Regions from separate parts of the Homo sapiens genome. Here region 2 is linked to region 1. Evidence: chromatin contacts called from ENCODE Hi-C or POLR2A ChIA-PET data. All regions are on one chromosome and are shown on one strand. The core of a region is the stretch at or near the end of the contact, and the rest is flanking DNA. Distances in the headings are between cores, read along the strand shown. Region 1 overlaps PRDM16 (PR/SET domain 16). Region 2 overlaps PRDM16 (PR/SET domain 16).

Region 1 (3,204 bases), core at 659-3,158:
AGGACGTGTTAATACAGAACGGGAAAACACAAACAAAAGGAAGTGACCTTTTCTCTTATTTTTATTTTCTCTTCCCCTCCGCTTCTCTATCCCCCTCCTCCCAAAAATAAATACATCGTGAATTCGCATGGGAGGGCTAGGCCTGGGGACCTGGAAAAAAAACCCTTCAGAAGCTTCGGAAAAAACGCATCCACCCCAGCCAGCCCCTAGGGCGAGGGGCGGGAGTGCAGAGGCTTAGAGGAGGGTCAAAAATAAATCGAGCTAATAAAGTCATTCCGCCGGAAGAGGGGCCGGTGATGGGTCCATAAATCTCTCCCGGTTATTATTATTACGTACAAAATGCTACAGGTCATAAAAGTCGTCTGATAGCCCAGCCTTGCATTGTCCAAACAGGGTGATTGATTGATAATGACGATAATTTGTGAAATGATTATTTGGATGTTAGAACCATGGCCTGTCCCACTGGGCTGTTCTGTGGGCGTTTTCTATAGCCCGGCCCGGGCAAAATGCCTCTGGTAACGAGGAGTCCAGAGGTTTCCTGGGTCCCTCCCGTGGGGACTGGGGGCTAATGAAGGATGGCTGCTGAGCCCAGGAAGTTGGGAGCGAGACAGACAGGCAACTGCTAAGTGTCTTTTGTGCAGCAGTTACTGGAGGAGGCCACACACCCTGAGGTCTAAACGCAGCTGGGACCTCGCTGGGACTCCAGGCAGTTTGTGAGCAGGATATACCGAGTTCCTGGCCATGCCAGGCTTTTAGCCCAGCACAGCACCACGCAGCCGGAGACTGCTGTTCGGTGTCCAGTCCTGTGGCTCACTGTGTTCTGTTTGTATTGTTTTCCTCCTAAAGGAGGCTGGAGGGCTGGGGAGGAAGGGAGTAGGGGGCAGGGGTAGGGAGGGGAGGGGATGTGGTTGGAGAGATGGAGGGACCCTCAAACACAGAGCTGCAGAAGGAGGCGCTGCTATGCATGCATCGGGCTCAGCTGGTGGGTATGGGAACTAGAAGGCTCTCTGGGATGTACTGGATCTAGAAGGCTTTCTGCGGCCTCCCTAAGCTTGGTTTTGCTGAGGCCTGTGCCAGCGAGGTGAGTGAGGTTCAGACCGCCTTTTCCCGTTCCCTTACCAGCCAGCCAGCAACACAGATCCCGCCGGAGTGCCGTCACTAAACTGCAGTTTACCTACCCATGCACTTTATTACCAAAAAAGAAAAAAAAAAATACACACCAAAATCCCTAACCCTAAGAACCCTGCTATCCAAATTATTAATTTGCATGTGGGATCAGTTATGTCTTTATGAAATCCAAGTGTGTTTAGCTGCCCCGGAGACAGCCCCGAGTTGATTTTGATAATCTCAGCCTGAATAGACTTGCTTCGTCGCAGTAAGCCGCGGACAAAAGGCTGGACAGTGGCTGAAAGCCCTTTGACAACATGTCTCTCTTTCCATTGTCCCAGGGTTGCTGATAAAAGAATCGGGAGTCCATTAATTCAGTGAATGAACATATAGTAAAGTCAGTCCCCTCTTGAGAACAATAATGTTGAGGTCAGCTACGGTTGCCATGGAAACTAAGTATTCCTAAGAAGTTTGCATCCTTGATTTTGCTGAATCAAAGGCTGCAGGCAGAGAGGTGTAAGGCGGCCCAGGCAGCAGAAAGTCGGAAAGCACCGCCCACACCATCCCCTTCCCAAGGCAGCGCTGGGCCGTGGCCCTGGGGACCCTCATCCGCCCCTGGGGACCAGCCCAGGTGCCTGGCTTCCGCTTCCTCCGTCTTCTCTCCCCCCTCCCCCCACCCCACTCCCAGGATCCCGTTTTCACAACTGTTGCGGCTTGTCTGGGGAGGCCGCATTGCTCCTGAGGCTCCAGTCCGCAGGGCAGAAATCAGGCCTGAGGGAGGGGCCGCAGCCACAGCTCCCGTGGCCTCCAAGGTGGCAGCCGGCCCTGGGTGGACTCTGACCTCTCGCCACCTCGCCACACCTGAACTTGCCCCCTGGGGTAGGGCGGTCCCGCAGGGGCCCCTTCACAGGCTGATAAGGGTGATTAATGGCCCGTTAGCATGGCCCAAGGTGAGTTATGGGGCAGCTCCAGGCTGGGTGACAACTTTATCAATGTAACCCTTTTGCCGCCGCCCCCCCACCGCCATTCTAAATTGAGTTGATTCTACTTACCCCACCCCCACCTCACCTGAAGGATCCCTTAAATCAGCTGAAACCGTCAGATTCGGCTGGGAGAGGTGCAGCTAATTACCGTCCTATGCAGTGGTTTATTACCTGCTATGCTGGTGCCATGGTCTCTACCACCCTGCGTGTCTGAGGTGGCTTCCTTTCTGCTCTGCAAGGCCCCAGGGCCTGAGGGTGCAGGGGGCTCAGGGCAGCCTGGGAAAGGCATTGTTCACACACATCCAGCCCAAGTCCAAGAGCACATGGGGGGACGTGAGAGTTTAACTTGTCCTTTTTCTGTGTCAGTGAAAGAAGAGCCTGGGCTTCTCTCTGACCCTGAAGCGTCCTGGGAAGCCTGCGAGGGTACAGCCTGGGGGAAAGGCCCTGCAGAAGTGGGGCTGGAGTGGATGGAAACTGGGAGGCAGGGCAGGGGGCTGTGTCCCCCATCTCGGGGTCCCTGGCTCAGCATGAGAACAGGTGGCTCTGGGGACCCTGCTGTCATCAGAAATGACTTCTATTGTGCTGAGGCTTTAGGCTGAAACTTAAATTCCAGTAGGAGACGAAACATCACAAATTTTAGAAGGACACACTCAGACGCTGCCTTAACCCCAAGTTAAACAGAGGGGTCTTCTTACCTTGGAGACCCAGAGGAGCCGGACCAAGCCAGGGCCCCTTCCCCACCCACCCCTGCCCTTTGGACCTGGTTCTGCCCGGGGCAGCGCGGCCCTCAGCCTTGAGCTCCAGGCCTGGCCGTTTGGTTTCCTCTTTTGCAATGGGAGATAATGAGTCTCACGTGCTGCGTGGTTCAGGGGTGAGGTGGGGTGAGGGCGCAGCCGTGAGGCACAGCTCTGGGTACCGAGGGTGAGGTGGGGTGAGAGCGGAGCAGTCAGGCACAGCTCTGGGCACCCGGCGTGAGAACCCACGTCCAGGGCTTGGCTGCTCTTTACTAGGTGTGGGAACGAGGGACCAGTCAGGGTGGTGGGAACCCAGCGACCAGGGTAGGGGGCCCCTGGGCAGACACCTGCCTCTGAAGTGGTATCATGGCACCTGCAGG
Region 2 (3,084 bases), core at 578-3,077, 120 kb after region 1:
TGAGATCATGCACAAACCCCTCAGGAACCAACCAACGGGGAAGAGCTGGGTGAGGGACCCCAGGGGTCCTTGGTAGGTTCCTCAGCCTGTCATTCAGCTGCCACACGTGGGGGCTTTTCTCCAACAAAGGAAAGTTCTGGGCTTGCCCCAAAGGCCCTGCTTCCCATGGCTCCAGGGTGCAAGCCAGCTATTTTAGGGAACCCCCACCCCAAGCTGCATCAGCTCAGCCCATCATGAAGAATTCCTCCCGCATCTGCTGTGGGGTGCCACGTTTACAAGCTCTGCAGTGTGTCACCATCTAAGTGGCCAGAGAAAGGTTATGAATGTGACACTTCCCAGGGCCTCGTGTCACCTCACAGAGAAACCGCTTCCTGTGGGCGACCTGGGCTCCCGCCTCACCCCGGGCAAGGAGTTGCCACAAGCCTTTGGTTTGGGGCTGTTGGGCTTTTTTTCTTTCCAATCTTTGCTATGCTCAAAAACCAAACCAAAACAAAAGTATCTCACTTGAGAATGTCACAGCCAAGTCTGCGGTAACGTGCAACCTTCAGGCTCAGAGCCTCCTCCTGCTCTTGACCCAACTTAAATCAAATTCAGGTTTGAACAACTGTTAGAGCTGTTAATGTTTGAACTATGGCAGCCTGCTCTGGGTGGAGAAGCTGCTGCTCTGGCACAGCTGCCCCAGATCCCACCCTCCTCCAGAGCCTGAGTCAGGGCCACGGACGGGGTTCTGGGCCCAGCCTAAGGAGCAGGGACTGGTGTGGGGCCTGCTATGGGGTGGGGAGAGGGCCTGATGCAGAGCCTGCGGGCTCGGGGAATGACTTACCAGCTAGCGGGGTTTGGGGGATTTTGCACCAATGGCCTTCACCAGTCCAAATTGCCCAGATGTTGTTATATCAGCAGCTTGGGCATCAAACTCTCACCGCCGCAGGACCAGACATGGATGCTTCCACCTCGTAAGGAGCAGGACACCCAGTGGGGCGGGGCTGAGCTCAGGCACACACAAGAGTCTCCTCAGAGCTGGGGTTTCTTGGGAGCACGGGGGTTAGGGGAGCCGGCTTCTGCATGCGAGCTCCACGGGACAGTCTCAGTCCCCCTGCTGCAGTGCCGGCGGGAAACGGCAACAATGCCAGAGCATTCACACCCAGAGTCTCCTTAGAGCCCCTAGATTCCTTGAGGTCGGAAATCGCCATGCCCTGGAGAGACAGTGAGAGCCCCGCCCCAGCGTGCCTTTGCGGTGACCCACATCTGGGCAAGTAGACACTGTGGAGACTCCAGACACCTCCTCGGGGAGCCAGGGGGTTCGGGGGGAAGTCCCAGGCCGTCGTTGCAGACGTTTCTCAGCAGGTTCAGGCTCAGCGCCCCCACATCCTTGCTTTGACCTAGTCATCTACGCAGCCATGGAAATCCGTCTCTGTGCTTATGAAAAACACCCCTGCAAGGCCACAGAACCAGGCCTGGTCAACCTGGCGTGACAGACTTGATCCACCCCTGGGGTCCCTCCCTGCAGGCAGGACAGACGCGGGACCTGGAGCTTCTCTCCTGGGGGTGCTGGGCAAGCGGGGCTGGGGCATCAGTTCTAGCAGCCTGGCCCCGTGTGGCAAACCCACTCCAGCCTGCACCTCCGTGAGAAAAACAGCAGGGATTGCAGCCAGGAAGGAGCCCAGCCAACGCGTGCTGCCCTCCCTGCCATCCCCACGGGGACACATGGCCGAGCCTGGGACGTCCTGCCAGAAAGCATCCACAGGAAGAAGACAGAGCAGGGAACAGACCCTGTCCTGGCTGCTGGTGTTGACCAGAGCCAACCAAAGCCAACCAGAGCCAACCACGCTGCTTCCATTTGGAGCTCTGGGTGGAGCTTGGCCTGCTTCGGTGTCCTCCTGGAGGCTTGCTGAGTGGGAAAGTGACTGCCACTTTGGATGGAGGTCCCCATACCCTCCTGGAGGGAGTGTGGTATATCGGCCAGCACGAGGCAAACCTCTCAGGAGGGCCAGGGCTGGATCCCGGGGTCCCAGCCGCTGACCGCCAGGGGCCAGGGCCGGCTTTTCATGTTGCTGCTGCTTCCACCCCTGCCCCGAAACCAGCACATCCTCATCAACACAAGACCCTTCTCTGCCCTGCTCTGGGGTCCCCAGATCAAAGCCAGCAGAGCCAGGCAACGGCACCCAGGGCGCCCCCTTGGCAAAGAGCTTTCCACTTGACCATAATGCGGGATCCCTTTAAAAATGACACATCTGTAAGCTGGGATCCCCGTTACAGAAATACAGTTTATACACAACTTTTCAGAGGCGAAACATACCTAAGCTACTCCCAACACGTATGGCAGAGACGGAGGCTCCCTGGACACACGTGTCCCCAGAGGAAGGTCCAAGGACTCCCCCACCGGCCCCGCACAGCAGCCACCTAGCAGCTGGCCTGGGTCTGTGAGGAGGGCCCCTGATGCTCAGCCAAGGGCCCTCTGTGCGACTGTGGCCTTTCTCCTGGGGGCCGCTGTGCACATCTGAGACCCTCCGGAAGGGGGAGGGGGAGCTCTGCAAGCGGAGGCAGAGGCATTCTCTAAGGCAGAGCGCACAGCATAGCCTGTTCACTGGGTGCCCCTCTCCTACTCACTGCAAGGGCTGGTTCGTCCCTTCGGGGGTCCTGAGGACCTCACTAAAGGCTTCCAGAGGGCCAGAGGTGCTTGTACTTCTTGACTATCCGGAAGACCCAGGTACGGCCCCATTCTAAAGAGCAGGTGAGCAGGAGCAGCCAGGCGGGGGAGCAGCAGGCACCCAAGCCACCAGTGGCCCGAAGTGGCCGCCACAGGCACACAGCAGAGAACCTTCGGTGTCCGGGCAGGGCTGAGCACAGGGGTCCTCCAGGACATCTTCAGCAGGTGCCAAAGGCCAGCTCCCAGTTCCTCAGAGCCCACCCCGCCTGCATGTAGCCACAGCCTCCAAGCAGCTGGAAAGCAGAAAAGAGGCTTTCTAGCTCCAAAGGGGGGACACCGAGGCAGGACCCCAGACAACCCCCACACTGTCACGATGAGGATGGTGGGAGATCGGGGCTGGGAGGGCCTGTGTGACTCAGAGGTCAGTCTCTGAAGCA

Evidence for each region. A loop is a pair of places that touch in the nucleus more often than their neighbours do. ChIA-PET counts read pairs that join two places held with the same protein, here RNA polymerase II (POLR2A).
Region 2: POLR2A ChIA-PET joins it to region 1 with 15 read pairs in Panc1. The contact joins two enhancer-like sites. A Hi-C loop is called at or near these places in 3 of 168 maps with a recorded cell type or tissue (DLD1, astrocyte of the cerebellum and endothelial cell of hepatic sinusoid) and 1 of 37 single-sample maps with no recorded cell type. POLR2A ChIA-PET finds 5 or more read pairs at or near these places in 1 of 52 experiments (Panc1).

What each region holds. Positions count from the first base shown.
Region 1 is chr1:3,248,348-3,251,551 of GRCh38, forward strand. The region is part of intron 3 of PRDM16 (PR/SET domain 16); the gene reads left to right. Among named protein-coding and RNA genes, the nearest start is that of MIR4251, 120 kb to the left of the region's middle. Within about 2 kb of position 1,909, at least 3 of the 41 ENCODE cell types and tissues checked have a DNase peak (open chromatin) inside an H3K27ac peak, as active enhancers do.
Region 2 is chr1:3,372,129-3,375,212 of GRCh38, forward strand. The region is part of intron 3 of PRDM16 (PR/SET domain 16); the gene reads left to right. Among named protein-coding and RNA genes, the nearest start is that of ARHGEF16, 81 kb to the right of the region's middle. Within about 2 kb of position 1,828, at least 2 of the 41 ENCODE cell types and tissues checked have a DNase peak (open chromatin) inside an H3K27ac peak, as active enhancers do.